2 separate regions of the Mus musculus genome follow, and region 1 is linked to region 2. A link is a loop called in an ENCODE intact Hi-C map of the cell type or tissue named here. Cell type or tissue: left cerebral cortex. All regions are shown on one strand. Links, peaks and the distances in the headings refer to the core of each region. The heading gives the core; the rest is flanking DNA. Region 1 has its middle 30 kb from the start of Gm31869. Region 2 holds the start of Tnfsf4 (tumor necrosis factor (ligand) superfamily, member 4).

Region 1 (16,824 bases), core at 4,144-12,143, 340 kb before region 2:
AGTAGGATCGCAGGTGAGCCTTCCAGATAGAGTTGACAACCAGAAATAGCCACTACACGGAGCAAGCTTGGGACAAGACTAGGTTGAGTGTGCAATTAGTGCAAAAGTAAGCTGGAGAGATGGCTCAGCGCTTAAGAGCGCTCAGTGCTCTTCCAGAGGTCACGTGTTCATTTCCCAGCAACCACATGGTGGCTCACAACCATCTGTAACAGGATCTGATGCCCTCTTCTGGTGTGTCTGAAGGCAGCTACAGAGTACTCATATAAAATAAAAATAAATAAATAAATAATAAATAAATAAATAAATAAAAAAGATTTCCTTTAAAAAAAAAAGGAAGAAAGAAATGTAAGCTAAACAGGCTGAGCCACAAACTTCTGCAAGGAGGACCTGGTGGAGGACACAGTGGAAGACATGATGGAGGGTGTGATGTAGCTGCTCCCCTTCCCTCTACCTCAGACTCCCCATCTGCAAAATAAATCCAGTTAAACGGTCTCCCTTTCCCTTGCTGTCTTGAACATTTTGTAATTCTGGGAGTTTTGAGGCAAAACAGCCCAGAGTTTTGCACGGTCACAACAAACACATTTGTCTTGTGAAGCTTGGGATAAGCAGACACTATTCAGTGTAGGGGAGAAGCAGTATAGGGGAGACAGAAGCAGGAAATCCGGGGTGGGGCAAGGGCGGGATGAGAATATTTGCACACAACCACTTGTGAGTCACCTAGCTTTAAGCATGTCACTGTCCTCATGTGTGAAATGGAGGCAGCAGCACCTACCATGAGCAACTGAGGAGAAAGTTCTGGTGGGACTTGGCAGAACTTGGACCCTGAAGTTGCACCAAGCCCTTGTTGATCTCTCCTCAAGGGACTCCCATACACTTTGATCAAACAAATCGATTACTCATGAACGAGGAGTGGGTCAGGGAGAAAGGAAGCCAAAGATAGCTCTGAGTGCTACTTTCTCTACTAAAGTCCTACTTTAGTAAACTAGTTTGACTCCTTAAGTCCCTGCAAAGAAGTTATTTTTGTGGTATAGGAGGCGGCTGCTGTTTCTCAAACATCTTCTCTTACAAGGAAAGAGATAGTGTATTAGGGAGAGAAGCAGAGAAGTAGAGAGGTGAGCCAAGCCAGGCATTGGTGGCGCACGCCTTTAATCCCAGCACTTGGGAGACAGAGGCAGGTAAATTTCTGAATTTGAGGCCAGCCTGGTCTACAGAGTGAGTTCCAGGACAGTCAGGACTATACAGAGAAACCCTGTCTTGGAAAAAAACGAGAGGTGAGTCAGGCCTTCCCTGTGGGCTGGCTCACCGAAAGCAAGCAGGAAGAAAGGCTGTCTGGGCTTTTGTTTTTAATCTTATCTTATGCATACAGGTGTTTTGTCTGCATTAATGTTTGTATTCCATGTGCATGCAGTGCTCACAGAGGCTAGAAGAGGGTGTCAGATCTCCTGAAATTGTTGTTACAGACAGTTGTGAGTGGCCATGTCATTGCTGGGAACCAAACCTGATTCCTTTAGAAGAGCAATCAGTGCTCTTAACCACCGGATATCTCTCTATTCTCACATTTGGGCTTTTAATTGACCAACACCTCCCTTAACAAGGTCCCACTCTCAGTTTTTGTCTCCTTGTGTCATTTAGTCTCCAGGTTGAAGATTCTCCCTTGCAATGTAGGACCTCTGAGCACTTCAGTGGCTTTCAATGTCCTGTTATCACTCACTCTGCCCTGTTGAAGAGCCACGCAAACACACACCTCCACGCCCAAACCCCACTTAACTTCAACCTACACATGAGGTAAATTCATTCCCTGTCTGTGATGGTTTGTATATGCTTGGCCCAGGGAGTGGCACTATTTGAAGGTGTGGCCTCATTGGAGTGTATTATTGTGGGCATGGGCTTAAGACCCTCATCCTAGCTCCCTGTAAGTCTGCTAGCAGCCTTCAGATGAAGATGTAGGACTCTCAGCTCCATGCCTTACATGGATGCTGCCACACTCACACCTTGATGATAGTAGACTGAACCTTTGATCTAAACCAGCCCCAATGAAATGTTGTCCTTACAAAAGTTGTCTTGGTCGTGGTGTCTGTTCACAGCAATAAAATGCTAAGACACTGTCCTTTGAGTCACTGTGCTGTCTGTCATTCTAGCTTGGGCTATTTGTCATTCCAGCTATCTCTACCCTAATCAGTAGGAATAAGGGGTATGAGAGAAGGTCTTTCAGGAGTATATACAAGGCCAATTGAGAAAAAAAAAAAAAAAAAAAAAAAACCAGCCAACATGCTGTCCAGTTACACTGACTCCCACACCACTGTTGCAAAAAAACAAAACAAAACAAAACAAAACAAAACAAAATAAACCAAAACAAACCAAAACAAACCAAAACAAACCAAGTAGCTTATGACCCTACTATATCCAGTGCCACTGTGTCTATGAGATTGAATAAGAAAGTTCCCAAGCTTAGGGGTGTGACTCAGTGTAGGTGGCCCATCTACCATTCTTGAGGTTGGGAGGAGAGGACACTAACCAAAACAAAACAAAAACTGGAAAAAAAAAAAAAAAGAACCAATCAACCAAAACACCTCTTGTGAGCCACCCTTAACTGTGTACAAAGCACAAAAGGGCAAGCAATATTATTTCTGCTTTGCAGAGCCTCAGGTTAAGTAACTTATTCAGCCAGCCAGGGGGCATGGAGTAGGACTTGTGCTTCATAAATCAGGTGCTAGAGTCCTGGCCTCCCACCGTTCTCTACGCCCCGCCCCCTAGCCCACTGATTCGATGGGACTCTAGGATCAATCTTGTGTAACTCTGAATTTGGAAATATGAACTGTTGATCGCAATGCACTGAGCTTTGAAAACTTTCTTAAAGGCGCGTGCAACAGGAGGTAGCAATTCCTTGAACTTTATTTTTATTTTGCTCTCCATACCCGCTGTGAGCCAGGAGTCAAAAGATCCTAAGTAGGAAGGTAAATCTTGACTGAGTAGCTCACGAATGCCCTTCCTGTTGGCAAGAGGAGTGTTCCAAACATACAACAAAGGCAGTCCACCCACACAGCTGGTCATGTATTCACAAGGCTTTTTCTTCAGTCCTTAAGTCAACAAGGTCTTATTGGAGACATATCAGGTGTAGTAGGCACTGCGCTGAGTTCTAAGACATCAGTAAGCAGAGCAGACTGTCCCGCATAGAACAGATTCGGTGGTACAGATGCCACCGGGGCTCATCATGTACCCAAACGTGAAGACAAACCGTAATGAGTGCTGGAGAGAAACGGATGGCATTCTGTGAGAGCAGAGAAGCTGAGTGAGAGCTAACCAGAGTAAGTGGCTTGTGAGCTTCAGAGAAGGATAAAGGACAGAGGCACCGGTGCTGTGGTCTTGGTGGGGGTAGGGGGAGCTTGTTGAAGCAGGAAATAATTTTTTAAACCTCCCACCCTCTGTCCCCCCTCACCCCCCAAGAAATAAAGTAAGCAAAACAGCAAAAAAGTTCAGGTTCACTGGCATGATAACTCAAGTCTTTAATCCCAGGACTCCAGAGACAGAGGCTGTAGATCTCTGTGTGACTGAGGGCAGCCTGGTCTGCAGAGTGACTTAGGGAGACCAAAGTCAGCCAGAGATACTTAAAGCCTTGACCCCCGGCGGGAGGGGGAAGCTGTAAGGAGGGTGAGTGACTGGAAAAGCCCTTAGGGTTCCTCAAGATCCTGTCTCAAAAAGAGGGGCTCAGCAACCTAGTAAGTTTGAGACCAGCCTGGGCTACTTGAAATCCTGCCTCAAAACCAAAAACAAGAGAGCAAGGGTAGCTCCCGGGCAAAGATGGCTGCCATGCAAGCCTGGCAGGCCGATGAAGGAGAGAACAGCCTCCATACAGGTTTCCTTCGACCTCCACAAACGCACCGAGGCACCCGTGCCCTCCACATATGTCATGAGCACACATACATATAGCAGTAATTTAAAAACAAGTAAGTCTCTGCTTTCTCATGTAAAGGAATACAGAAAATCCAAATCTGATAAGGGATTACTACCCAGATATCCAAGAAACTAAGTGTAGTGGCTATTTCTAGTTGTCAACTTGACTCTATCTGGAATGAGCTACAATCCAGAATTGGAAGGCTCACCTGTGATCCTAATCTGGAGGCTGGGAGATACAAGTTTTTGACCTGGATCTTGGCCTGGAGATCTTGAGGCATGGTGGCTATGAATCTCAAAAGATTAAGACCCCTTTCTATTTTAATATGCCTTAAACAGCACAATGGTGGGTCACTCCCAAACCTCCACATGGCTAAAGTCTCCCTTCTGACACTCCTGAGATGTTGCTTACTAAAATCTATATTCCATCTTTTTACCCTAGACCCAATTGGGAGGGGGTGCTCTTCCCCAGCTCTTACATGGCTGGTATTCTGTCTTCCGCTGCTCTCAACCCGGCATCTTACTCCTTCCCTGACAATGGCAATTGTTCTCTCTCTGTGTTCCTTGTCCATGAACCTAAAAGTCCCACCTCTGTCTTCCTGCCCAGCAATCAGCTGCTGGCAACTTTATCCATCAAAGCCAACTGGGGACAGGGGCCCTCAGTGTCTTACATGCAGATTTGTGGGTCCCGTGTAATTTTGGGAGCCCAAATTCACACAAGTAGCACTAGAACCAATCCACAACATCCTTGGTCCTGGGGCAGGTACCACTATAAAGATGCTCAAAAGGAAACCTGTGTTTAGGAAGTTGGTCATGCTGTGCTGACATAAACCATGACTAACGTATTAAACCACTACTGACTTGGAAATAATTCTTCTCTGTGGCATCTCTGTCCGTCAAGGAGCAGGGACAAATCTGAGCACTTCTGCCATGACAATGTCAGGAGTAAGGCTGCTCTGGCTTCGGAGACAACACTTCTTTGCTTTCTAAGTGGTAATTCCAAAAAAGATGAGTGTTTCACAGGTCCTTCAGTCTGGAATTAGTTGCTGTTTTGATGTCATTCACCTGGTAGAGATCTGAAGCCAACTGATAATTAAAGTATTGAAACTAGAGATTTGGAGCAGTTCTAATCTGTTTTTCATATTTGATAACAGTGAGGTAGCTGATTGGTATGATTTCATGTCAAGACCTTCAGAAGGCTCTGCTGGTCACAAAACAGGGATATGCTTACGTGAAAAGAAACTACAAAAGCCTCCAGTTGGGCTTTCTGGTTCCAAGCAGTTCCATGCACGTGTCCCTAGAGAAAGTGTATCCAGTCATGGCCCTTAGAGGGGACACACTAGGATTCTGTACCCTATGTCTCGGCACGCTCTTCCTGTCATCATGGGACCTAAGGTCGTACTGCTCACAGCTTGGTGGAGAACCCAGGGGGCAGATATTAGAAGGAGGGATTTGTTCACAGGTGAATTTGAGAAACAGAGGAGACATTTGTGTCTCAATTGTCCATCTTGGGGGATTCCGGAATACAAAGGGGATGTATGAGATACAGGGGAAACAGCAGGCAAAGTACATAGAAACCACAGGCAGAAGATCCCCAAGCCGGGTGCTCCATCTTACCAGTGTGTGATCTTCTTTGTCCCTGTCTCCTCTTTTGTAATCAGGCCTGGGACTTCCAAGTCTGAGGCCGGCATCTGCATTTTCTTCCCAGGTTGTCCAAAAGTGATTTCATATTTACTGGGAATGAGACAAGCATTACAAAAGCCTTTCTGTGGAGTTTAGAATGACACATCAAAGACAGGAGTTGCCTAAAGGGTTATGAAGAGTAGAGACAAAAAGGCCCCAAATCAAAGCAGGAATCCCAATCTTTAAGAGTTAGCCCCTGACTTAGATGCTGACCTGAATGACCTGTGATGCCACATACAAACATGTAGAGAGCTTCATTTCTAATGACCCATGGCCCTTACCTTCAATAGCCAGACTGAAGAAAAGCGACTGGTGTAGTAACATTTACTCTATCACGAGATAGCGAGATGCCTGCTTATTTATTGCAGAAATGGCACAAGAGGTAAGGACTGATTCCGTCTCAGAGGGAAGGGTCTCTCTGTGTATGTCTCTATCTCTCTGTATCTATTTCTCTCTCCCTATCTGTTTCTATATCCGTCTGTTTGTCTCCCTCTGTCTCTGTCCCTCTCTCTAAATCTCTGTCTCTCCTTATGTTTTCTTTCAATAAATCTTTTCTACATCTGTTCTGGTCTGGCAACGGCTTATCGTTTGTTACCTTCATTTCTGGGTCAAGAGAAAGGCCAGCAAAAGTAACCTTTCTATCTGCCCTGCTATACACAGACATCTTTTAGCTGAGATGTAGATTCTTAGTTAGCCAGATGCCACATCCTTAGTGGGAACATTGTCCTTTTGGTCCTGGGGTACTTAGAGATTCAACTATGTGCCTTGGTGTGGTGGTTTGAATGTGCTTGGCCCATGGGAAGTGAAACTATTAGGAGGTGTGGTCTTGTTGGAGTAGGTGTGGCCTTCTTGGAGGAAGTGTGTCACTGTGTAGGAGGGCTTTGAGGGCTCCTCTGCCGCATGTCTGCTGGAATAAAATAGACAAGGCAATATATGTGTATGTCTTTCAACTGATCTGTCAAGTACAGATCAGGCATCTCCCTCCTCCCCACACTATCCTAGGTGTGTGAGAAAAAACAAGCTAAAATGGAAGAAGGATAGCATAATATCTTATTTTTTGGTTGACTTGTTTAAGTTCTGAGGGGGGTCTGTCTGATTTATAATTATGATTAAGAGCAAAATGAGATATACATTATTTTTGATTGGACTTAAAACTAAATATCAAGATTCAACATCTTCTAAATGCCTTGATTAACTTTCTTGAAGCTGTTCTGGGCTTTCAGTTTGAGCCGTTAATACTTGCTTCTAGGTGACTGGAGTTCTGAAGTTCTGGTTCCTCCAATGTCAAGCCAGACATTTTTCTTCTTGGGGCTTCAGGTTTCAGACCTGTATGTTCATGCAATTGAACCTGATGTTCATTGTAGTCTGACACAGCTTTGATTCCCTGAGTTCTCTGACATTTGCAGGTTATCTACAGAGTGGCATCTATTTCTGGAAATTCTTCCTTGGGCCTACTGAGCCATAATATCAAAACTGAGTAACTATGCTATTTTATCTTTATGTATATGTGGTGTGGTGGTTTGAATATGCTTGGATCAGGGAATGGCACTATTAGGAACTGTGCTGTGTTGGAGGAAATGTGTCACTGTGGGGGTGGGCTTTGAGATCCTCCTCCTAGCTGCGTGGGAGACAGTCTTTTTCTGGCAGCCTTTGGATCAAGATGTAGAACTCTTAACTCCCCCTGAGCCATGCCTGCCTGGATGCTGCTATGCTCCCACCTTGATGATAATGGACTGAACCTTTGAACCTGTAAGCCAGCCCCAAATAACTGTTGTCTTTTATAAAAGTTACCTTGGTCATGGTGTCTGCTCACAGCAATAGAAACCCTAACTAAGGCATGTGGTATGTATGTGTGTTTGCTTTGAAGACCCAAAGTTGATGTCTGTGTCTTCTTTTCTCTGTCTCTAATTTATTTACTGAGTTAGAGTCTCTTGCTGAACCTAGAGGTGGCCAAATATTGCAGATATAACTGGCACCCTTCCCTAAGGAAACCCCCGTCTCTATCTTTCAAGTGTGATTATAGATGATCTCCAAACCTACTTGGTTTTCACATAATTTCTCCATATCTCAACTCTGGAACTCAGACCTGTGTAGCAAGTGCTTTACACTGGGAGGTACTGCTTGCCCTTGAGTAAACACAGTAATGATTGATTTATGACTGAAAGTATATCCAACACACACTTATTTTTCATACTGGATTCTAATTGAAGCTTGTTACAATTATGTAAAAGCTACACATGCATTGTGACTTATTCTATTTCAAGATCCCACAAATATGTAGTAGTTTTTGGATCACATGATGCTTTGTCAGAAGGACATTTTCATATCCTCTGCAAATTTTGTTCAGATAAAAGAAAGGATTCCTCAGATAACCTTTGGAAAAGTTCTACAGCAGGAACTAAGCCCATTGGGAGCACCTGTCTCGTTCCCTTGGCATGTAATCACACAGGCTCCGCTCTGCACAATGGATACATAGCTCTCTTAACAGCAATGCTGTAGTTACTTTATCCAAAGTGGTGATTTTATCATTGTTATCAGTAAAGGAAGAAGTAAACCACCAATGAGTTTGCTGTGTTTTCCCACATGGAGCCTTTATAACAAATATATCAAAAGGTAATTTCAGAGGTGAGACAGACTGTAGTGGCCATGTATCCAAACAAGATTATTTTATTTGATGATGTTCAAGTCCCTCCAAATAGTTTCTAATAACTGGAAGCCTCAGTAAATGTAATTATGTGCACCACACTTTCTCCACTCACGTTTGTCTTTGCATACAATAAAATTCCCTCCGTGTATATGCTGTTCTGAATATTGGCAAATGCGTAGTTATAGAATTACACCACAATCAAGTTACAGAATTGCCCTAATACCACCCCAAATCCTTGTTTTGTTCATTTATGGTCGACTTCTTCCATCCTACTCAACACTGCTGTGCTGCTCTGTAAGTCTGCTACTAAAAAAACTTTTAGTTAGTTTTGTTAGTTGAGTAAATGAACAATTGAATAAAAATAATAATAAATGAAAAATTAAAATACAGGAAAGAAGTAAAACTAGGCAAGAGTGGGTAGGTTTAGAATGACCTCTAGGCGTACTTCTAATTTCTGTCAGTAGATGGCAGTAGAAGCCAATGCCCATCTAGAAACCCTCCAAAAATAAAAGCCGCATTTTGGGATAACCTATTATAGGCAAGACACTTTATTAAGGGTCTATCGAGGTGGGAGAAGGAGGGTGATTAAAATCTAAAGATAAATAGAGGAAACCTTTGAGTAGGGATGTACTGTGTGTTTCAAATGTGCTAAAGGACCAGTTTTTACATATCTAAACTCTGTAGCAAGCAATGGGGCTTGAGAGAGGCAGAAGATGGAAGAGCAGGTAAGGGCCATCCTACAAGGTAGGATGATGATAAAGCATCAGTTAACTGAGTCTTTCTACAATACTTACATGGATCAAAACACTACATTTCATCCCACAAATGATATGCACAATTATACACTTAGCTAATTATAATACTCACTCACTTGGGAGATTATATTAAAATATGTCCTAATGTAAGTACAAAGTAATCGGTTATGTCTTTAAAATTTTTTTAAAATTAAATTTGCTTATCTATCTTTTTATATGTGTGTGTGTTGTCCCCTGGTGTGCATTTGAAACTTGGAGAAGTCAGTTCTATCTTCCTACCATGAGGGTTTGAGGAATCAGATAGGTTATCTGGCTTGGCGCCAAGTGCCTTTACCCACAGAGCCAAGAGCCACCTCACTGGCCCCCATGTTTCTTTGACACTGTACTCTTGCTCTTTTCTTCCTAGATAGAGTCTTGAGATGAAGCGTAAGCTTGCTCACAATCCTTTGGGCTCAGCCTCCTGAGGGTTGGGATTATAGTTGTCTACCACCAACCTGCCCTGGATTCACTTCTCAAAACCAACTCTAGACAGAATTACAGGGACAGAATGTGACTTCTGCTGCTCCGACCTCAGTGAGTTTGCTGTAGTTCTTCTAGAGGTCCAGACCTTTTCTTTTCTGATTTCCTCTGCGGTCTCTCTAGAGGTGCATGGGGAAGAGTTGGGCTCTCCTCTATCACCCGTCCTCCATCTGTAGTAACTACCTGGGCTAAGCAGACACAGGAGAGAGAAAAGAGGTGAGGGTTATCCTATAATCTTGCCACCAGGCTTCCTCTGGGGGTTCAGGGTGCTTATAGAGTGGTCTGGGATCTTCCATTTTGTCTTCCCCGTGTGCCAGCCTGAGGATGGCAGAAATTCAGGCTGCGGAAACTCTAGTTCTCAACCTGTGGGTCACGACCCCTTGGGGGGGGGTCACGGATACCCTACATATCAGGCATTTACATTACAATTCACAACAGTAGCAAAATTACATTTATGAAATAGCGACGAAATACACTCATGGCTGGGAGGTGGTCACCATAGTGTGAAGAACTGTGTAAAAGGGTCTCAGCATTAGGAAGATTGAGAACCACTGCTTGGTTGTAAGCCATCACCAGGTGGCAGCAGAAAACCGTGAAATCACAAGATTCGGATTTTGCCCCCTGAGTCGTGGACCGGAAGGGTTGAGGGAAGAGGGGTGGATAGTCAAGAGGAATCCGTTATCCTTCTTGTTAATGTCAATGATTCCTGCTACCTCACCAATGAAAGTGTCAGCCTGGGTTTGTTCTCCACACAACCATAGAATAAAATTATTAAAGCATCCTATTGGAATCCTGAAAGAACCCGATCCAGAGCAAAGTCCCACTCTTAATCTCGGCATACCAGCTAGCACAAACTAACTGAGTAACAGACATTTAGACCTGGGATGGATATTTGGGGAAGAAAATGACAAGAAAGAGGGAAGAGTCAATAAAACCAAAGCTGTGCTGCTTCCCGAAGGAGCCTTGGGCCATTGTCTCCTGTTTTCAGTAACAGAAGCCGGAGGCCCAGTCTACACTGGCTGCGGAAATCTGTTCTTGGCTCCCAGTCTCTTAGCAAAGCCCGTGAGTCCTCTGGAGGGCGAAGTGTGGAGAAGTCTGGATGAGGTTTTTTTTCGGCCCACTGACTCTTTTCCTTCCTGAGCAGCTGAAGAATTCTGATGTGGTTTTGTGGTTTTACAGTAAGCGTCCCGGCTCTTGTGGACACAGTGTGCTTTCAGTTTCTGAAAGTGAGTCAGATCGACTTTCCTCTTAGGAGTAAGAGTGACCCTTGCTCAAAAGGGCACTATGACTAGAAAGACGAAGCAGCTGAGGCCACCGGTGCCGGAGTGCTTGCGTTAGAGCAGTCGCTGGTTTCTGGGTCTTATGGGTAATTTTTTTTTTTTTTTTAAGGTGAACTGTTGAGATCTTTTTGCCCATCGTGAGTGACACTGTTGATGCGGTCTAGAAAAGGACTCAGAGTTTCATTTGATCAGCTAGTCATGACAAGGGCGTTTCCAAGTGGGTTAGTTGTTGTCATTATGCTTTTAAGTCTCTTGCCTATTAGAAAGCTCATGATACTGAGCCATTTGACCAGAACGGGTGACATCTTCGAGGCCCATTGAGTGTGAAGAGCCAGCCAGTAAACAGAAGGTTTCTTGGGGTCTAGCTTTCTTTCATGGTTCCCCTTCCAGTGATTTTTTTTTTTCATGAAAATACGTAGGTGGCACCTCCTCTGGCAGCTGCTATGCTTTCCTCAAGCATGTAAATGACACGTTGTGACGTATGTCGTCACCTTCATAGCCTCGATGAGCACTGTCAGTTCACTGTGGCATTTCTTCTTGTTGAGATTCTTCTCATTCTACGTTTCGGCCAGCGACTCCCACGGGTGACACAGGGATGCTGGGCACTCAAGAGGAAACCTATTTGCATGTCTGTTCTAGAATTTCAATTTAACATCGCTCCTTGGAGTCTGAGTCATGGCAGGACCACCTCGGGCAGACTGTGGTTCTTTCTTTAAGAGTTAAACCCACCTGATGCTGAGAAGGAGCAAGAGATCATACTCTCCATCAATCCAGCCCTGACGAATCTTTGCTGCCTATGCCTTGCAGAGTCTATGTTGGAAGGCAAGAGAGAAAGAGACAAAGAGCAGCCAGGTTGGGGGGTGGGGGAGAGGAGACAGTAATTAACCACTCAGCTATTCAAGACTTCTGCATTTTGTAAGGGTATAAAACTTGCTCCTACCTCACAAAGGAGAATTTCCCACTACTTTCAGGTACTTGGCCTGTCACTGGCAGTCCTTAGGAACTACACAGTAGCATATGCTGGAGCACACTAGGTTTAGCAGAGGGACATACGAAACCGCTGTGCCGTGCGAGATCCGGCAGGTGGTAGCTCCGTAAACCTCTTTCTATAAGGTGTCAAACTCACATTGTATAAGCACCCGGTGCGTGTTGTTTTAGGTGGGAGTCTTGGTGGGAGTCTTGATTACCAGGTGTGGCATGAAGTCTAGATTACAGGTATGGACTTGCTGGGGAGAGTCTAGAGTCACTGTGAGAAGTGACCAAATGGCTAGAAAATTCTAGAAAAATCTACTCACTGAAACTATGTCAAGCTGACGAGGAGCTGTTGGTAATGGGATGAAGCTCAAAAACCTTTCCTCAGAACAGTGCCTCATAGAGAGCAAAGTGCAGGGTTACAAAGGAGCCAGTTATATTGAAATACGGTTTTCAAAATATTCATGATTACACACACACACACACACACACACCCCATTAGCAATAACTGGTGGGTTGAATGTTGTGACTTCCGTGATGATGAGCATAAGTGGATCTTGATGAATATTATTTGCATTGCATTACTTGCAAGGATTACAAAAATATGGATGAGGGCTGGAGAGATAGCTCAGAGGTTAAGAAAACCTGAATTTGAGTCCTAGAAGACCACGTATAAATAAAGTCTTGGTTGTCGTAGCTCATGCTTGTAACTCCAGCTCTGGGGAGGTAGAGATAGGCAGACATCCGTGACTTGCTAGCTAGCCAGCTTAGCTTACATGGCAAGCTCCAAGCCAGGTTGAGTCTCAAAAATATGACCATACCCTGAGATCTGAGGTTGTCTTCTGGCTTTCAATGCATGTATGTGTGCACATGCATGCACACAAGAATGAATACGCTGTTTCTAACTCAGAAAAGTAAGCCCCAAGCTTACTGTATCACAACTCTGTTTATTCATACACATGTTTTTTTTCAGTGTTCAGGTACAGAAAACCAATGCTAAAGAGACCTGTGGAGTTCAAACTACTGAACATTTGACCATGTTATCTGTCTAGGCACATCAAGAGCCATAGCCCTCTTAAGCAGAAAAGGAAAGTCCCAAAAGCTGAAACGACTTGGTTGAAGTCACATATTTCAGGTGGACAAAAAACTAGGGCTCTGGACTTCTGAAGTTTTCTTCAAGTGTCTGTTTCAAGATCAGGTGTGAGTCTGTTTACACAGAAAAGTAACATTTAGATCTGCCTTCTATAGTCTCCCTTTTCAATTAAAATTATCAGTATTTCTAAAGCCAGCAGTCTGTCTACTGTTAATTAGATTTATTTTTCTGTGATTGAGCATGAGAGGTCAGTCTTGCCTGGGCCAGCTGCTTCTGAGACTGGTCCCTTAGCCATTCCGCAAAAGTGGGCACAGATTTCTGTTTGCCTCAGGCGACAGTGTAAGTCACCTTAGCCAGACTGCCTTGCTTCAAGCCATCCCCATGGAGTTTTGCTAAGTATTTATTGAGTAGGTGAGACTTTCAGGGTTTAAACTTTTGTTTATTCTCAGGATAGGTATGTATAACTTTGGCCAATTAGGGCTTTAAGTTGGTCAGCCTGACCTATCTCTTGAGAAGGATAATTGATAATTCTCAAATATAATGGTCTGAGTTTTAAAAAGTTAATTATTCTTTCACAATTTCAGATAAATATATGCACACACACACACACACACACACACACACACACACACTACTTTAATCCTGTTTTCTCCTTTCCATTATCTTCTTTGTCCCCCTTCCCTTTCCCATGTAACCTTCCTTTAACCAGTAAGTCCCTTCTATCTTCATTTTCTACCTCTTTTTCTTGTTTTTTTTGTTTGTTTGTTTGCTTGTTGTGTGTGTGTGTGTGTGTGTGTGTGTGTGTTTTCCACTACATAGGGATGCCTGCATGAGCATAGGTGGGCAGTTATTTATCCAACTAAGGGCAACTTAGCAGGGCTACACCATTGAGGAATAGGAGTCTTTCTTTCCCAGTAACCCTGGGAGGGGCGGGGCGTGATGAGCCCCTCCCCCGTCCCATGATGCGAGGCTGATTGATAGTGCTGGTCTCCGGTAGAGGTATAAGTTGATCCACTGCACCTCCTGCACCTTGTCAGAGTTTGGTTTTGGTTCTTTCCAGTGACCTCAAGCACACATGCATCGAATGGCTTGTCTTTGGACAGTAACTGAACATAAAGAAAAATTGACTTTTGTGTCCCACTTTTCACCTTCCCTCCCCATCACATTCTCCCCTTCTGATATTTATTTAATTTTCCTAAGAACACTGAGCCCAGACCTAGCCAAGGAACAGACATGTTCCTTGAATCTGATGTGAATACGGCATGGGTGTTGCATGAAGGACATACCTTACAGTGTTTGCGTGAAGGACATAGTTTCACAGCGCTAAGGAGCTCCACAGCATTCAGCGGGAGCAGCACAGAGAGGGAGGGCACTGTAGTGGTTAAGGGAGGCTTACTAAGTGGCTAAAATCAGACCACCCCCATGGAGAATGTTTTTTAAGAGTTTGACAGGTGGCTTGCTCACTTATACCTGTAAATCAAAGTTTCCATGTCCACCCCCCCTGCCCCAGCCAAGAAATGACAGATGTCATGCAGATGAACCTGTTGATGGTTAGCTTAACCAGACTGCGGCAGGTGAGAGGGTGGGGGATGTAAGCACAGAGAACCAGACACACAGAGAGAAACCGGCTCCGTCTCTGGAACATGGCCACCCTGAAAATGATCACGCTGTTTCCTCTTTGGCGAACTGAGGTGCTGGTGGGAGTTATTGAGACCCAGTCTCCATCAAACAACCAAAACGTTTCTCTTTCTCAGCGGGGGCAACAAGTCAGATCTGAAATTGATAGTTAAACCACAGCTTCGGTCACTTAGCTCCCCAAGACTCTAATCGCCCTTGTTAGCTCCCTTTACTCCCACACAGAAGCTGCCCTTTGGGGGCTGTGTGATGCCAGTAAATTCATCTCTCACAGGATCAGGCAGAATGGGCTCAGAGCCCCGTGAGATTTTCAGAATGCTTAATAGAGTATTAAAAGGGTATGTGGGGGTGGTTGATGCTATGTGCTATGCTATGCCCTCACGACCTATACCACCGCAGCTTTACCCAAATGGTAGTTTCTTCTCAAATTCACTTGCTGTAAATGCCTATTCATTAGCATACAACTGAATAGTTGATTAAGTTTTGGAGAAATCACACTTTGGGGGGGGGGAGTCAAATGACATAATAAAACTTCTAGTGAATCAATGCTGATTAAATCCAGTCTCCTGTATGTGTGTTCACATATGTGATTATGGAGGCTCTGATGGATAATCTGAAAAATGTGAGAATTGATTTGCATTATAGTCTCGGATGCTAAAGATATTAAAGAAATAGAAATTAAAGTGGAAAGAAGATTACTATAGGTTAACCATAAAGGGTGTTATTGTAAGTTGTCATCTTACTATAGAAATCTTCCCACAGATTTTATTTAGTTAGCTAAAATGGAATTTTTAATTTTATTACATGTATGTGCATATGTATGTACGTATGTGTTTATGTGCATGTGTGTGCATGTTTATGTGTGTGTATATGTTTATATGTGTGCGTATGTATGTTTGTATGTGTTTATGTGTATGCCTATAAGGTATGGAGTGTGGAGGACAATTTAATGCAATTATTTCTCCCCTTCACTGTGTGGGTCCCAGGCATCAAAGTCAGGTGGTCAGATGTGGCAGCAAATGCCTTTACCCACTGAACCATCTTGCTAGTCCAAAATTTGAAAATTAATTCCAAAACCTGGAAGTTATAAAAGCCTTGTTACATGTCCCTAAAGAAAACTTACTCAGTAAAAATAGATATGAATTAAGTTATAACTTAAATTTATTTTCTTGCTAGTTTTTTTACACTGTGTGTGCATGTGTACATGTGTGTGCATGTATGCATGTGTGTGCCTGTGTGTGCCTGTGTGTGCCTGTGTGCATGTGTACATGTGTGTGCATGTATGCATGTGTGCGCATGTGTTGTAGGGGATAGGCATGTGACATGCATCAGTATGGAGGTCACTGTACAACCTGAGTGACTGATCTTCCACCATTACATTGCTTCATACCTGCTTATTCTAAAAAAATCAAGAATTCAGAGGTGATGCCTAACAAGACCTCAGCAGCCAGTAAATTCTGGACTAGCAAAACTATGCTAAAGGGACTTCCCTAGGGGAGCAGAAGAGGCTGGGCCCTGCATGGCATACAGGAGCTGTGGTAAGGTTGGTTTAGTTGTCCCCAGTCTGTTATGGTTCTTAGGAGCAAAGCAGTGTTTTGAGAATGAGACTGTTCGGTTTTGCTTTTTATCCTTTTTTCTTCTCTTCTCTTCTCTTCTCTTCTCTTCTCTTCTCTTCTCTTCTCTTCTCTTCTCTTCTCTTCTCTTCTCTTCTCTTCTCTTCTCTTCTCTCTCTCTCTCTCCCTCTCCCTCCCTCCCTTTCTTTTTCCCACTGATTCTTCCTTTCTCCCTCCCTCCCCCAAATTCTTCCTTCTCCTCTCCCCTCCCCTCCCCTCCCTTTTCCTCTCCTCCCCCCCTCCCTTTTCCTCCCCTCCCCTCCCCTCCTCTCCTCTCCTCTCCTCTCTTCTCTCTCTCTCTTTTCCTTTTACTTTCTTCTCTCCTCTCTTCCTCTCTCTTTGCCCCCTCTCTTTTCTCTCCCTCCCTGTTTCTTTCCAGGTCCTCATTATGTAGCTTGTTGGCCTGAAGCTCTCTGTTGACCAGACTAGCTTTGATCTTGCAGCCACCCTGCCTCCCAAGTTCTGAAGTAACAGGTGTGAGGCTACCATGCCTAGCTCAAGAGATGAGACTCAATATTTTGCCTAGTCATTCTCTTGACTCTAAACAAGATCTCACTAGGTGCCTCCTAGAAATGCGTGAAACCTGTGAGGTTGATGGTTCTTTCTCAAATGGTCACACTTCACCTCTCATTGAAATGCTGAGTTGCAGTTTCTGTCTTCTGCACTTTTACATAGGACAAAGGCCACCACCAGCAGCCAGAAGGTACCCAGCCTGTCCGTCTATTTCACTCCTGCG
Region 2 (16,824 bases), core at 5,956-13,955:
TTATACATTAGTCAACCCCACAAAATATAGAAAATGCAATATCAAAAGTGAATCCCATAATAAAACAAAATCACTCTTGACGGATATCTTCAATGTCTATGATATTAGAATATTTTTATGTGACCATTAGAAAATTATATTAACTTGCTAATTTTATTATTTCCTTGTTCTTTTTTTGGGTTTTTTTGTTGTTGTTTGTTTGTTTGTTTGTTTTTTGAGACAGGGTTTCTCTGTATAGCCCTGGCTGTCCTGGAACTCACTTTGTAGACCAGGCTGGCCTCGAACTCAGAAATCTGCCTGTCTCTGCCTCCCGAGTTCTGGGATTAAAGGCATGTGCCACCATGCCTGGCTTATTTCCTTGTTCTTAAATGACATATAACTTGCTGGTTTTCAATTTCTTATCTGTGATGTGGAGATAGAAAAAAATCTATTTTCTCGGAAGGCTGGTGTGAGGTTGATTGAGATAATATGTGTGAATGGTTAGCAACTGGCATGAAAAATTTAAGGGGTCAACAAATATCAGCCATTATTTTTTGATACACAAAAAACAAAATCAAAAAAAAATCCATGTGAGTTTTATAATATATCCTACATAATACTGTGTTCTATATGTGAAAAAATAAAAATAAAAAATAATTTTTTAAAAAGGAATAATAAATTAAAGAACATATCAAAACTACCAAAGTCCTTGAATCAAGTTCTCTATCTGTAACCCAGAGAGGACCTGGTCCTAATGAGAAAGCAATCCAAAGACATCTGGTCTACCTCCACATAGTAAACACCGTGTCTGAATATAAAGAAAAGCAAAATCCCCTAGAACATCTCCAGATGCTAAGGAAACTGGGAGATGTCAAAGAAACAGAGGGTCTCCACATAACCACAGCTTACAGAACAGAGTCTCTTTATTCTACAAAGTGTGAAGGTCTCTCATCATAAGTGAAGAGCAAAGTTCAAAATCAGCTAGCACTGAGTACAGCCCCAGAGTTTGAATAGTATTGTCTCAGAAGCACCAAAAGATATAGAAGAAGCCATCTTTGTGTTGAAGATAATGCCTCAGAGGAAGAAATTAAAGACCATGGAAGTGAAGAGAATTAACTCCTGTGCTCAATTCTACTACATTTTTTTTTTTATTATTGTGTCATCCAGTGATTTTTTTCCCCACTTTTTTCTCTTCCTTTGTTTAGGTTGCTAAGGACTGAATCAAAGGCCTTGCCCATATAAGCAGGCACTCTTCCACTGGGCTGTAACCCTGCTCTTTCTTTTTTATTTTAAGAGAGGGTCTCACTAAGTTGCCCAGCCTGGCCTTAAGCTTATTTTCTATCACATGATGTCCTTGAACTCTTGATCCTCCTATGTCAGCCTCTTAACTGGAGACTATAGCTCAATGTCTCCAGACCTAGCATCAATATTCCTGCACATACAAATATAGAAGGAAGGGAACCTGCCTTGCAGATTGTATTAATATTCCACTCCTGTGTTCTTGTATCCACTTCAGCACCAGCCTTAGAGGAAAAAAAAAATAGTTGCCACACAGCAGATTGACAATGACCTCATCATAATGGCATCCAGGGAAAACCCAGAATTCATGCTTTCACCTATGGGTGTCAAATATGCTACAGATGAAGAAAATAAGGAAGGGAGAGAGGGAGGAAGGGAAGAAGGAAGGAAGGAAGGAAGGAAGGAAGGAAGGAAGGAAGGAAGGAAGGAAGGAAAGGAGGGAGGGACGGACGGAGGGATGGAGGGAGGGAGGGAGGAAGGCAAGTGAACACAGGAACAACTGAGTACCTAGGTAGCAAACACAAGGAATTTGACAACTGATTATGTCATATGTATATGTAGTGCCTGGAGATAGATGATAACACTACAGGAAGATGCATCTAATGCTGAGATGCATTCGAATCTCCTGGGAAAGTTATGAAAAATAAAAGTAGAGATTCTCGACTTAGTCCGAAAGCCCCTGGATCTAAAGGTCTGAATCGCCAGGCACAGTAGCAAATGTCTTTAGTAGCAGCAGAGAGGCAAAGGCAGGTGGATCTCTGTGAGTTCCAGATCAGCCTGGTATATGTGGCCATTTCTAAGCCAGTCAGGACCTACCTACATAGTGAGTCCCTGTCCCAAAGAAAAAAATGAAAAGTGTGGGTGGAGCCAGAAGTATAGAAGAATCCAGGTTTCCCAGTTTGAAAATCATCGTACTAACCTGTCAATGTCTGAAGATTTTTCAATAAACCCTATAAGGAAAAAAATGGTACTCAAGAAGTGCTTGCTGTTCACTGAAAGCTATTCAATAGTTGAAGAATGATATGATTACCATATTATTTGGTAGTTTGGATAGAAGCAGTAGCAAATTATTAGGTATTACTTGGCAGATAATGTCAGGTCATATCTGTTCTGAAAATAGCATCATTTTGCTTTTCTTTAAACCTGAATAAAATTCCATTCTATACATGTACTATTTTCTTAAACTATTCACCTGTCATTGAGTTAAATGAAATAAGTCAGGTCCACAGAGACAAAATCTGCATGTTTTCTCTAATAATGTGGAATCTATATTTATGTGTAACTCATAAAAATAGAAAAATGACTGTGAGAGGGTAAGGAGAGTCTAAAAGAGGGGGAAGGAGAACATAAAAGGTTAAAGGAATAAATATGTGACATCAGAGCGGAAGGGACCATTTGGGGGTAGGAACTGGACTAAAAAGGCATGGGGATGGTTGACAGTAAAGGTCAGTGAACAGGGTCAATAAGAACAGAGTATAATGATACATATATATACTGCAGTGAGGGGCTGGAGAGATGACTCAGCAATTAAGAGCACTGACTGCTCTCCCAAAGGTCCTGAGTTCAATTCCCAGCACCCACATGGCAGCTCACAATGACCTATTACTCAGTTCCAGGGGATCTAACAGCCTCACACAGACAAACATACATGCAAGCAAAACACCAATGACTATATAAATTAATTAATTAATTAATTAATTAATCATTCCAACAGAATCAACTAACTTGGACCCTTATAGCTCTCAGAGACTGAACCACCAACCAAAGAATATACACGGGCTGGACTTAGGCCTCCCTGAGATATGAAGCTTGGTCTCATGTGGGTCCTGAACAACTGGAGTGGGGGCTGTTGCCTGCCTTGGGATATGTTCTTCTAGCTGGGCTGCCTTGTTTGGCCTCAGTGGGAGAGGAAGTGCCTAGCCTCGAAAATACTTGAAGTGCCAGGATGGGGAGATACTAAGAGGAGGTCCCCACTGGCTCAAATGAAAAGAGGAGGGAAGATGGGGGAAGGATTTAGGAGGGGGTGACCAAGAGGGAGCAGTGAGTGGGATGTAAAATGAACAAGTGAATAAATATATAAATAAATAATAAACTTTTAAATGCTTCGGTGAAACTCTTTGCTTGCGTGTTAACTTTAACAAACTGATAAAAAGAATAAAAATACTTTAAAGCTAAACTGAACATTTCTATTTCAACTCACAAAGTGAACACAAAGTTAGAATATATACACTCCTCGGTTTTGGCAAACTTGTGTTCCATTCATAAAAGTGGTCTCTCCACATGAAGCCTTTAGGAACTATCAACAAGCAGTGTGCTTCATAGAGTCCCAGACAATGAAAATAAAAGCTATCTCATGGCTTGGTAGCATAAGAGACAGTACCTGGATCTATGTTTTGAAAGAGAGAAGACACAGAACAGCAAAAGGTCTATAATTCGCCAAAAGAATGACCTACAAATAAGGCCGTTCTCTGTGTATTTAAGGCAGGGGAAACAAAGAACTGGGAAACTCTAATAGTACCAAGCACTGAGGTAATCTTCTTGTAATTGATTACTCCGCTATCCCCCAATCCCACTTAAAATCACCATGCAACAATTACCTGTAGAAATTAGAAATGGGAAAATTAGAGTAAGTGAGGTTTAGAACTTGTTAGAGAGTAAAAGGTACTATGTTCAGAGTTACAGTAGTCACTCTTCTCTTGACTCCAGGATTCCTTAAAAAATAAAAAGTTCATTAAAAACTTCTCCAGCTGTTCATACCATGTCCCCCAAGAGGGTAATGATGTTTTAAGAGATCATCTTTGGACAGTGTCAGCTTCTGGCTCTGACTCAGTAGAATGTGACATAATGCTGTTGACCTTATAGTCATCTGGCATTTGTCTGGAAGAGGGCTATCTGTACCAGGAGCAAATGTTACTCATCAAATATGAAACCAGGAAGTAGGGTCTGCAGTCATATATGGAGCTTGCTATTCCTCACTCAATACCAGAGCACAATTTGAAGATCTCGAGGGAGCATATGAATGAGCTGTGAGTCACTTGAGGAGATTGGGAAAACTCTGTGACAGTGTCCCCTTAGTGCACCATGCCACCTCCACTGTGACAGAGTTGATGTCCCCACCTTGAGTTTACCGTCGAGATCTGTGAAGTCATGAAAGCACCACCTAATAAATTCTTAGGCTGGGTCTCAAAGCAGAAAAGTGGGATTTTTCACACTTCCACACTACAGTGGACTGGGAGACTGGATTTCTTTACTTAAGGACTCAGTGTGTAGTTCATGGAAGCGGCATCTTGCAAACGGTGGATTCTGCTTCTGATGAAAAAAGCTTGGAACCTTGTTTGGGGAAAGGATTGGGAATAGGAATAAGGCAAAAACTTGGCCATCTTCAATGTTCATAAAAATGTGCCCCTAGCTATATTCTCGTAGAGACAAAGGCAGTGGCTTTGAAAACCTTAATTAAAAAAAAAAAAAAAAAGTTGATTGACTTTTGTGAACCCAGAGAGAAGCTACATTAATTGTTTTCTGAAACATGCTCACCCTGAATACGTGTGTCAGCACATTTTTTGTGTAACCTCTCTTTAACTCAGTTTTGCCTTCTTCCCCACTATACTGCCTGCTGATAATCTAGTGGCCTTTCTTTTAACCATTTCCTGTCTTCTTGTAAGGCTACTTAGTGGTGGTTGCATGTGGCTCCATAGAGAAACTCACCAATTTCTATCCCAGAGAACATGGACTGTGGTTTCATTGTCTCGGGTTTCTAAGAGTGATCTCAGATTTTTCAACTAAACAACAAAAACAGCCAGAGATATGCATTCCACCTGAACAATAAAAAGCATAAAAAAAAGTATAAGGCTCATCTAACACACTAATTCTTTGAATATCTTCAAAAGCAGCATGTTCTTGTACTAGAATTTCCCACTCCAAGTTAGCTACAGAATTCCTTGATTAACACTGACAAAGGGATCTACTGAAACATTTCTCCCTTCCTCCCCTCAGTGATTGAGAAGGTATTCACTAAAAATATTCTTGCACTAGTTTAGTGTCTAAGCAACTGGAAGAGTAAGTTGACAATGTACCCACCATGTCACCATATTTCTATCAGTTCTCAAACATAATGGCACTCAGTAATCAAATATTTGCTGACCAAGATAGCCAATTTCAACAATCATGGGCAATGCACAATGACAATGTCAGCTTTTATATAGCTGCTGGCCTAGGTCCAATCATGGTTGTTAAATTGTCTTGGTCATTTTTGAGTGTAAGGAAAGCACTGGAAGTCCTATCACTGGTGGCTTCTACAGGAAGTTACCCACTTCTAGTCTCATTTACTACATAAGAAGAAGGGACCACTTGTAGTGACAATTTTGGAATTTTGCTTTCTTTAAAAAAAAAACACAGAAATATTATAAGACTGTATTTCCATGTTAATCCCGGGTTTGGGGGTATGTGCTTTAGATTGTCCACAGCAGGTGATTATGATTTTCCCTGTGCTTTAGCAAGAGCATGATTTTGTCAGTGGCCCATAGTTTCTGCAATTGTGTGATGTTGAGAACTCTGGGGACTTTTCAGAAGATATAAAAATCGAGGGCCTTGAGTGGCAGGGTGGGTTGTTGGTTGGTTGTGTGGGTTGTTGGTTGTTCTTTGTTGTTGTCACTCATGGTTTGTTAAGTAGCCATGTATAGAGAAGAAATTAGATATCCTAACACCGGAGATCAAACTTGTCCCAAGGAACTTGATGTCCCTAATCAGCAGGAGGTAGTCTAATGATAATGTCAACCCCTTTCTTTTCTTTTCTTTTTTCTCTCCTAACTAATGTTAGGGGATTGAAGGGGTGGAAGAAAGAACTCACAAAGTAGCTAACACAGACTACAACTACTGCCTTAAAAGGCGACCTAGTTGAGTGGACTGGGCGTCAGACTAGCAGTAGCACTTCCTGGTTTCTTTACTGAGTCTAGAACAAGCTTTTTTCCCTTTCTGGACTTTTACTATCCTCATCTTGATGTCCAACTTCAATTAAAATGATGGCGCTGCAGTGCCTAATGACAACTCCATTGCAGAAGCTCATCAAATCACATCACCAAAGAGTAATCCACATGCATTATGTGACAAGAAGACCTTCTGGACCACAGATCTTTACACAGACCCATCTGATGTGAGAAAAGCAGCAGCAGGCCTTTTCCTCCCCAGCAGGAAAGTTTCCTCTACTAATTGAGGGACACTCAAGGTTGTGCCTGGTTCAGCAAGGCTCCTAGGCTCATTTGCATGAGGCTGACCTCCCCGCACTTGCTCCAAGGGAAAATGAGATTGGTGAAGGGTGCAATCATCAGGTTACAGCACTGGGAAAATGCTGGTGGACAACGGATTTTCAACTAAAACTTTTCAGCCAATTAATAGAAGACAATTGTGTAAGGCAAGAGGAAAGGTTCTTCCGCACTTTTCTTTCTTTCTTTTTTTTTTTATTTTTATGTAAGTAGACTATAGCTGTCTTTAGACACTAGAAGAGGGTGTCAGGTCTCATTACAGGTGGTTGAGAGCCATTATGTGGTTGCTGGGATTTGAACTCAGGAGGACCTTCAGAAGAGCAGTCAGTGCTTTTACCCGCTGAGCCATCTCACCAGCCCTCCTCCACACTTTTCAAAACCCAACTGACAGCAAGGCATGTGTAATTCCTTACTAATGTCTGCCAAGCTTGTCATATGCCCTACTATTCTCCTTTAACTTCATCTTACTGGTTACAAGCACTATCAGAACAGGAGGGCCATATCTGTCTTGTTCACCATTTTCTCCTAAATGCCTGACAGGAAACCCATGCTCCATGAAAACTAATTTTTTTAAAAAATGAATAAATGGTATCACTTGGGTTGAATAGCATGTTCTTCAAATGCATAAAGCTAAGAATATGCCCTTATTTGGAAATAGATCTGTTGAGAGTTTTCACAAATATGAATAGTCAAAATGACATCAACAGGATTAGGGTGGGTCCTAAATCCAATATGACTGGTACCCTTCAAAAAAAAAAGAGAGGCTCCACAGAGAGGAGAAGGTTGCCATGTGATAATGGGGGCAGAGGCTGGCGTGAAACCAAAGAACATGAGGATTTTAAGGAACCACCCAAAATGAGAGGAATCAGGAAGGATTCTTGCCTAAAGCATCTGTGAGAGCATGACCTTTCCAGTACCTCTGGCCTTCAGAGCTGTGAGAATCAATTCCTGTTGTGTTAAGCCACCCAGATTGTGATAATTAGCTACAGATGGCAAACCACGGAACAATAGAATGTACTTGCAAGAAGTGTAGAAACACACAACATAGCATCTCATTAACTACTTGAATTGGTGTCTAATAGAACTGAAAAGACTTAAACAATTATATAGTCCAGTCTCCTTCCTGTTTAAAAAGAAAAAGAGGAGGAGAAAGAGGAGGACTGGAAAAATGGATGCAGATCAGCTTCTCTCTCTATCAGAGCATGTCAGGCAGGCAATGGTGTGTTTTCTGAAAGGATCCTGTAAGGTATTATGTAATTGTTAAAGCTGCATTAACCATGTTATGCACGTTTTGTGTACGTAGCTGTTAAGTCTTTCTTCTGTGACAGAGCATAAATCCTCCAATCTTTCTTCAAAGGCAAGTAATGTCAGATAGAAAAGTATAGTTTTAAATCAGCCAGGAGCATTCTTAAAAGTTCAGAGATCACGGACAAGTGTCACGGACAAGTGTCACAGAAAGAGGCAAGATTGGGATTTTGACCTTCATCCCAGCCCTGATCTCTCTGTGCAAACCTTGACAAGCCACTTGCTTCAGATTTCCCAAGCATTTAATAGCACAACCATATCATTTCTACCTACCTCCAAGGACACAGTAAAGAAGAAAAGCCAGCAGTAGGGGAAAAAATAGGCCAAATTGAGGGACATTGTCACAAGTGACAGCACTCAACACCCTCTCCCCGTGTCCACTCTGATCTCAAGAACTCTGATTTTCCCAGTCTTTATTGTACCTCACACGGTAATATCTTCAGGAGTCTTAGAATCTGCAAGCATGAAGTACCTAACACACAAATAATTCTGAATACCTTATTGCTAAACTGTAAGACACGTTTTGCAATTTATTTTACAGTGCTGAAGGGCATTATTTCCCTCCCATGCTGACTATATTGATGTTTCTTTTTCATTTATAATATTAACCTAAAATTTATAATATCAGGAACCTTGTCTGACTACTTATCCTGGATTCCAGGCTCATGTTGTTGCTGTCTGCAGGGAAGCCTAGCCTTCAGTGTACATCACTTAAACTTACCAGAGCCCTCAATTTCCCACCAACACAATGTTATACTTGGTAATGAGGGCTTTGATCCATAAGGCGTATTAAACAGTATGGAAATAATTAAAGTGGGGGGTCTCTATTTCTATATTTGTTAGTCCATGGAAAGACTTTAAAATGTTATCAAAGTCAAATAAATACATACAAATTAACCCACCTATGAGCCATTTCAGAATAAAGGCTCTCCTAAGAAGAAATCAGTGACTCGGGTTACATATGTTTCCAATAGTGTGAGTCGGAACCCATGCTTCTCATAGATATGATTTTCTGCTGTCTGACGGCCAAGTCTCTGGAGAAGTGGAAGATGTGACTAAAGGTCAATAGAAATAGCCTGTTCTGTGTATTTTAATCCTGTAACTTTAATAGTTTTAAAAATATTAACTTATTTGTTCATTTAAAGGAATGTGTCTGCCTGAGTTGTGTGCATGTGCCTACAGAGGCCAGAGGAAGGTGTCAGATCCCTTGAAACCTGAATTACAGTGACTGAGAGCCCACTTGATATGGGTGGGAACCAAATGAGGTCCTCAATATGGTGATAAGCACTCTTATCCACTAAGCCATCTCTCCAACCCTGAATTCTAGATTTTTTTCGAACCATTTTAACCAGACATTGAACCTAATAACACTTCATGACTTCATAAAGTCTCCCCTTCTGTCTTCTTTTATTCTCTACTATAGCATAAACAACTCTTAATTAGAAACCTGTGTTTTTAAAAAATTAGAAATAGAACTATTTTTAGGTGGATTATTTTAATTCCCAAATTTCCAATATAGAAATCAGGTCTATGAAGCCATAGACCTTACATATTATGCCTGCTGAGTTAAGAGGTATAGTTGATTGTCAGCATTGGTGCACACACACACACACACACACACACACAACAAAGTAAAAGTGATGCCTCTGTGTGGTTATGAAAATATGCCCATGAATAGCAATAATAACTTTAGCTTTTACAAAACTCAGTACTCACGTTTGTGAACCTCCCAAACAAGTTCCAACTTCAAAAATCCAACACACAGTGAATTTGCTCGGGAACACGAAGCTAATAGCCTAAGAACAGCTGGACTTCTGGTTCCTGGTTCCCTGTGTATTTGTACCTTAATGCCTGGCCCCAAAGTCTAAGATGATTTTCTGTATTTCTATATAATGAAGTATTTTCACTCCTTTATTTGAAAAGTATCAAAACCAGCCAAGCATGGGATGTTAGAGATTCCAATTTCACAGTAATTCTTCTGTTTATCTCACCAGTGACTATAGAGAGGGAAGCATGCTGTATGTTGTCATTGTGTTTTCACGTGTTAACTCATAACACTCCCCATGGCTCCTTTGACTCACATGATCACAAAGGATTAATGCTCATTTTCCAGGAACACAAAACCCATGAAGTGGGAAGAAAATGGCATGTTCTTGGACAGTGTAGGGCACAGAGGTAATTGTCACCAAAAGGAAAGGAATAATCAAGGCAGGGTTGCTAGCCCCTTGGCAAGACTGGGTCTGCTCAGTGCTAATAGCTGGGAGCAACACTCAACAGAGATAAATAGGGAGATCATATCCATAGGTCAGGTGTATATTTGTGTTTATATATATATTTGTATGTAATGTTTTTAAACATAATTCCATCCACAGTATGCTATCCTATCATAAAGACTCCAGTCAGAATATACATATACCTAAGTTTCATTTAGAAAATACCATTACTGTGTGAAGAAGATTAATATTGCCAAATAGTGCTCGTCCTCATCTGTGGAAATGAGCACTTGGTTCCCAATGAGAAATTGATTTCCTTTTAGATCAAAAGAGGTTACTAAATGAATTCAGTTAAGGAGAATGTGGGCAAGCTGCCTTGAGACATAAGAGGACGGTTAGTTTTACAGTGGTGCCCCCTAGCGCCAGGTGAAATTAGGTTGACTTCTGTACTGCCCATCTTTAGATCCCATGCAAAAACGGAAAATGTGGAGAAGCATCCTTGTTGGTAACTGCTGCCTTTGGCATAGAATAGAATAAATCAAGTTTCCCAGAATGGTTCACAAGATCTTTTGCCATTCGCGCCTGCCTAGATCTTCAGCTTCATCTCCTACCCCTACCCCCTTCTCTCTGAACGCTCAGTTTCAACCATGTTGGATGATTTGCTATTCTGCCTACCCATCCCCATCCCTCCTGTCTGTGGAGGGAATTCCACTCTCAACTTTAACATCAGCTGAATATCATATCTCTTCCATCAGCCCCTTGACTCTCCACGCATATGCTCAGACATCTTAACCCCTTCTCCCTCCGTTCCTCTTTCCACTGTCCCCTGAGAACCCCCACACATATCTGTCATCTTTTTGCCTCATCTCAATTCTTGACCATTAATTTAAAGAGTTTTTTTTAAAGAAACCTCCAGTGCAGTTTTTATTCTGAAGCTTCAAACAATACCCTATACAAAAGAAGCATTCAGGACTGATGTAAGGTTGCTTTAACTGATAAGATCGAGTGCAAAAGTCAAAATCACCCGGTTAATTAAGTAGGTAGGTGATCATGAGCAGTTTACCTACCATCTTTGGGTTTTTGTTTTCTCATAAAATACTGTAGCTGATATCTGCTCAGCAGCCTAGGGTCTCTGGAACATTTCATTCACATCCACCATCAGAGCCTCCAGATCCTTCACGATGAATTAGTCCAACAGTCCAAGTGTTCCTTTTTTAAATCTCAAAGACTTGCTCAGAGAAAGTAAATTCTACTCAAATTTGAAGTTATTTTATGTATATGATTGAATAATTAATAAAAAAGATGTGGTAGATCACATGTAGATGTTTAATTGTAAACCAAGATTCAAGGCAAATTTCTCTTTCTTTCTTTTGTCTGTCTGTCTGTCTGTTTGTTTTTTGAGACAGGGTTTCTCTGTGTAGCCCTGGCTGTCCTGGAACTCATTCTGTAGACCAGGCTGGCCTTGAACTCAGAAATTCACCTGCCTCTGCCTCCCGAGTGCTGGGATTAAACGCGTGCGCCACCACTGCCTGGCCAAATTCCTCTTTCCAGTATTTAACAATGACAACAACAACAAAAGTTGGAGTTTTATAATACAAAACATCACCAAGAGACTGAATTCTAACTCTTGACACAGACCACTTCTGCTTTTCCTAACAGAAACAAGAGACAAGAAGTTAGGGTTTGCTAAGGAAAAAGTCCTTAACTATACAAGGTCATGGTCAAGGTGACATGAAGCTTGGAAGACTTCGACAGCACGGGGACACACACATATAACTTACAGCTGGGGAGATAGCTCAGATGATAAAGTATTTGTGTAGAAAATATGATACCCTAAAATGAGCTCCCAGGACCCTCTTTAAGATGCCAGACATAAGAGTGTGTGCTTGGGACCCTGGTCCTGTGAAGGCAGAGACTGGGGGATCTCTGGGTCTCAATCACCAGACAGTCTAGCCTCATTGGTGCACCCTAGACCAACGAGCAATGTCATCTTAAAGAGAGGGTGATGCATTGCTGAGGATGACATTAGAGGTTGCTCTCAGGCCTCCACACACAATTGCAAATACACATGCAGCCATGTACACAAAAGCAAGTTCCTACACATAAACATATGCACACCCACAAACGCCACATTCAAAATAATAAAAACAAAGAGCTCCTTCTCACCTCCTAGACCAACTTCCCCTCTGCCTACTGCTTCCCAGTTAAAGTCCCAGGAAAGACTAGAAGCCTGGCACTTTACAGGGTACCCCAGGGTAATGTCTGATGCACATGAGGCGGCAGCAGCAGCAGCAGCAGAATTCCATTTTATAATTCGAACCAGTGATATTCTAAAGTGTTTGTGTCTTTCCTCGTTCTTTTTCTTTAAGATTTATTTATTTTATGTATATGAGTGCACACTGTAGCTGTCTTTAGACACTCAAGAAGAGGGCATCAGATCCCATTACAGATGGTTGTGAGCCACCATGTGGTTGCTGGGAATTGAACTCAGGACCTCTGGAAGAGCAGTCAGTGCTCCTAACTGCTGAGCCATCTCTCCAGCCCCGTCTCTTCCTCATTCTAAGCAAGCTACTTCATGAACTACAAGGAGAACAAATTAGGTATTCAAAGAATACTCATGAAAATATGATTCTTCCAGGCCAGTCTTAAGAGCCAAGAAATCTGCACCTATAGGCACAAAAATCTGCTAACGTACATTTCTGTTCCTTCACACACACACACCCCCAAGCCTGTTCTTTTAGATGGCATGCTCATTAGCTAATGAGCAGAAAGAGCTGTCCATTTCCTACAACCCATCCCCTGTTACTGATGAGAAAACCAAGTCCCAAAGAAACACATAAACTGCAGAAGATGTGGGTACAGGCTGTCTTTGGGTGGGGGAGTGGGGGAGGGGCAAACTGCAAAAACAAAGCTGTTTCTCCCGTATGTCAATAAAATCTAACTCGGTCATTATTGTTGCTACGTAAACTTCAAAGGAAAATGTGACTGCCTGGTAGAGTTTAGAAGCTGGAACCTTGAATGTAGGAAATCAAGGCTAAAAAAGTAAAGCAAAGAAATAAGGAGAAAGGAAAGTAATGAGATTCTCTTCAAAATAGTTTCCCTACAAAAGAAAAACCTCGCTGGGTATAGGCCTTATAAGCATGGCAGTTCACTTCCCCTGACACCTCACTTCAACATATGTCTCCCAGGACAGGTCTCCTTGCATCAACCTCACCACCTGGTCCACCCCCAACCATAACGCCAAACATTCATGTTTTAAAGGTTACCAGTTCCTTTGTCAAAGAAAGTGTCTTCCTCCTTCTGGTCTTGTCTCTATCCATTCAATTTGACCAAGTTCCAGGGAAAAAATACATACTGCCTATTATCGACCCCCCTTAATACGTCAGATTAAATATACTCGTCCATTGCACTGCCCAGGTCTGAGAACAATGTAAAACTTTGACTTAGACAAGCTCCCAAATCTTCTCTATCAAGAGCAACCAGGTTGCTTATTTCATGAGGAATCAGTGTCCAATTCATATCTCCTGCTTTTGATTCCATTTCGAGCCAAGACCACAGAAAACAAATTCCCTCATAGACTGCTCTTACCTCAAAGACCTGAGTGCCTTTGGCTTTGGCTTTACTTCCCACATCTGCCGCAGTTTCTGGATGACTTGAAGAAAGGACCCGAATTCTTACCATGCCTGGGGGAGAATGTCCACGGAGGTCCCAGACACCAGCGGCTCACCCCGTGTTTCACTTTTTGCTCTCTCCTGCCCCTGCCTGATACTCTATGTGCCTTGTTACCCTAGACTGGGGTCTTAGGTCCTTCTCATCCCACCGAGTGAGGAAACACACGGCCCTGTGGTTGTTTGAAAAGTCTCAAGACTCCCAGACCTATCCAAGGCTCGCAGCTGGTCTATTTTTGGTTACTCTGTTTGCTTTCTTTAAAAAGCCTGATTCCGGTCTGTGTCTTAGACATCCTACCGTGAACAAATTACTCTACCCTAGCACCTTCTCCCCCAAAGTGCCTACAAAATTTCCATCCACCGCCCTACACAGAGAGCTATGTGGAGTGGAGAGAAGAGGACCGGGCTGCTGCTGCTCTAATTGGCCAAGCAGGCTTGAGCCCCACACCAGTTTGCCGGCCCAAGGGACAAGCACAGTACAAGGTTCAGCCCTCGAGAACACATACGCTCCCAACAGCTTCTAGTTATCAAAACCGCACTTCCTGTACACAGAGACATGCCCAGGCCTTTGCCCGGACTGCTCGTCGTATCCTGGTTTAATTTGACGTAGCTGTGTCTCTGATATGGCCATGAAAAAGACCTTCCATTCTGTCTGTCATCCACCATGGATTTGCTGACATAAAGCAACCACTATGGAAACAAGAATTATGAGGCCAGATCCAACATGGAATTCTGGGGAGACCTGCGGTTGAACACTTAAAGAACATACGAGCAAACAAAACTATGAGATTAAGTGATTGATGTAAACGGCTGAGCCAACAAATGTGCACACACATTGCTGCAGGTCGGTGATAGGAAAGGACTTAATCCTGAAACCTTCAAAAAAAAATTTAAGAACCAGATCCCCTTGAATATCTGCAGACTCATGAACGCGGTGGGAAGTAAAACGGGTCCGTTATTTGTCTTTCTTTTATACTGATTCCCCGATCAGACACATTACTACCAGGATGGATAGAGAAATATCAGTAGCCCAAAGCTTCAGGGTGACAGCTCATTAAGATACATCAGGGATTTTGCCTTGCAAAACAAACAAACAAAAACCATTAGAAGCAGGGCCCCTCTGCCCTTTACTCCACCCTAGCACTGCTACTGTTAAAATAGGAAGGAAAGGAGACACCAAAGGATATTTGACCACACTTTACAATCTCTTGGTGGCAGGGGCAGGGACTGAACAGTTTTACCATTAGATCCTTTACAGGTGACTGCAGCTGTTGCAGTTGGCGCTCAGCCAGAGCTGGAGGAAAAGCAGCGCCCACTGGTGCATCTTACCGGAGAGGAAGAGAGTTGCAGGCAGACATAGATGAAGCACAGAAGCATCCCTGCTCCCTTGATCCCAGAGACCACCAGCCTTAGCGTCTTCTTCCACTTGAATCTTGGCCTTGATCCGTTTTCCAGATTCTCATCCAGGGGTTGAACCCCTTCCCCTTCCATCTCTGCAGTCGGGGTGCAGAGGAGATACAGCTGTGGCGGGGAACCTGGGGGAAGACTGCTCTTCACCACAAAGGAGCCAATAAGGGCAAAGTCAAGCCTGCGGGTCAGAAGATAAAGGTCCCAGAACAGGAGACAAAAAGCAATTGAAGGAGCAGAGCAGAGTCTCTTCGTTTTAACTCTGCAGGTTTTGCAGGCGGGGGAACTTCTATGTGACTAATCTGAATTTCCCCTTTACTTTCTTTCTTTTTTTTTTTCCCTCCGGGCTAACAGGGAGTTGTTTTTGTGGCATCCCAGTTATGAATTGAGTGACTTCGAAATGACATTCACAAACGTGTGCTCTGAAGTTTTTTATTGCACCGGTAATGATAGATAAAGATCACCCTTTTTTTTTTTTTAAAGCAGCTTACTTACCAATCCCTCAAGATGTCTTAAACCATAGAAGAGATTTGAGGAACATGCTTGCCAGACATCCCTGCTTCTATTGTGCAATTAATCTCCTGGCCCATTTTACAGTTTCAGAATCAAATGCATGCAGGTTATCCTTGAGATGAAAAGGACAAAGAGGAAAATAGAAAGGTGGATTATGCATATAGACATAAAGAAGGGGTCTTATAGTTACATAATACATCACATTAAGCCACATAAACTAATATTTATTGAGCAACTGCTATGTGTCAGACACTGTGTTAAACGCTCTTGCAACTGTCATACTTTCTCATTTCAGGGAAATTCAGCAAATACATGATTAATTTTCAGAATATCAAAAAAGAAGCAGAAGAAAATTCTGTCATTCCCCACCCCACCCTCCGCCTTCACTCCCCTATATATTTTTCCCACACATAACTTTTGCATGAGTAATTCAAGTAACATTTGAGGCTTGTTGCTCTCTTTGAAATGTTGGCTGGACTCAGAGCCTGCTAAGTAAACATATCTTCCCAGGGTTGGAGAAACGACCCAGTGGTTAAGAGCAGGGCTGCTGCTCCAGAAGACGGGGGTTCAGTTCTCTCCCTCTACGTGGTGGCTCAAAACCATCGTAATTGTTCATTCTGGAAGACCTGATGCCTTTTTCCTAACCTCCGTAGGCACCAAGCATGCAAGTGGTGCACACACACAGGCATAAACCCCTTACATTAAAAACAAAACAAAACTTTAAAAATAGATTCTTCCAATAGCCAACTGCTCACCACTTAGCCGTTGTCACTGACATGCACAGTGAAACTAAATGAATGTGAAGTTTTAATGTCAAGTCCAAAATGGCAAAATGTTTATTGAATATGTACTATGAAGTCAATGCTATATAAGTAGCACAGGGATGCTGAACATAATTCTCTCTCAACTTTATGGGAAAGTCTCATGGTTTATCATGGAGCCGTCAACAGATAAAGAAGGAAGTGAGAGAAAAAAATATTCTGAGAGCCAGAAGTGTAAGAAGGTACATGAAACTCACAAATGTGCCACAATTAAAGAATATCACGGATATGAGGCATATTAAAAAGAACATCGAGTTGCAGGACAAGGAAGGTACTTTGCCACAGTAGTCAACTATTTAAACCAGTTGATGCCTACATTATAATAAGGAGGCGTTGCATTTGGAGACCATTGGGAGAGCTA

Evidence for each region. Hi-C counts contacts between places; a loop is a spot of excess contacts. Peaks named below come from ENCODE experiments on the same cell type or tissue, not always from the same donor. Only the 100,000 strongest peaks of a DNase experiment are listed, where the experiment ranks them.
Region 1: a loop joins it to region 2, with 6 times the contacts of the local background. A loop is called at or near these places in 24 of 42 quality-filtered maps.

What each region holds. Positions count from the first base shown.
Region 1 is chr1:161,728,917-161,745,740 of GRCm38, reverse strand. No RefSeq gene overlaps it. Among named protein-coding and RNA genes, the nearest start is that of Gm31869, 30 kb to the left of the region's middle. In left cerebral cortex, for the core only: CTCF peaks have their summits at 8,670 (motif pointing right) and 10,078 (motif pointing right); DNase peaks (open chromatin) are centred at 7,184 and 8,696.
Region 2 is chr1:161,393,971-161,410,794 of GRCm38, reverse strand. Tnfsf4 (tumor necrosis factor (ligand) superfamily, member 4) reads right to left here and starts at 15,357. Exons shown (of 3, transcript NM_009452.2): 1 at 15,052-15,357. The coding sequence starts at 15,213. In left cerebral cortex, for the core only: a CTCF peak has its summit at 10,472 (motif pointing left); a DNase peak (open chromatin) is centred at 10,467.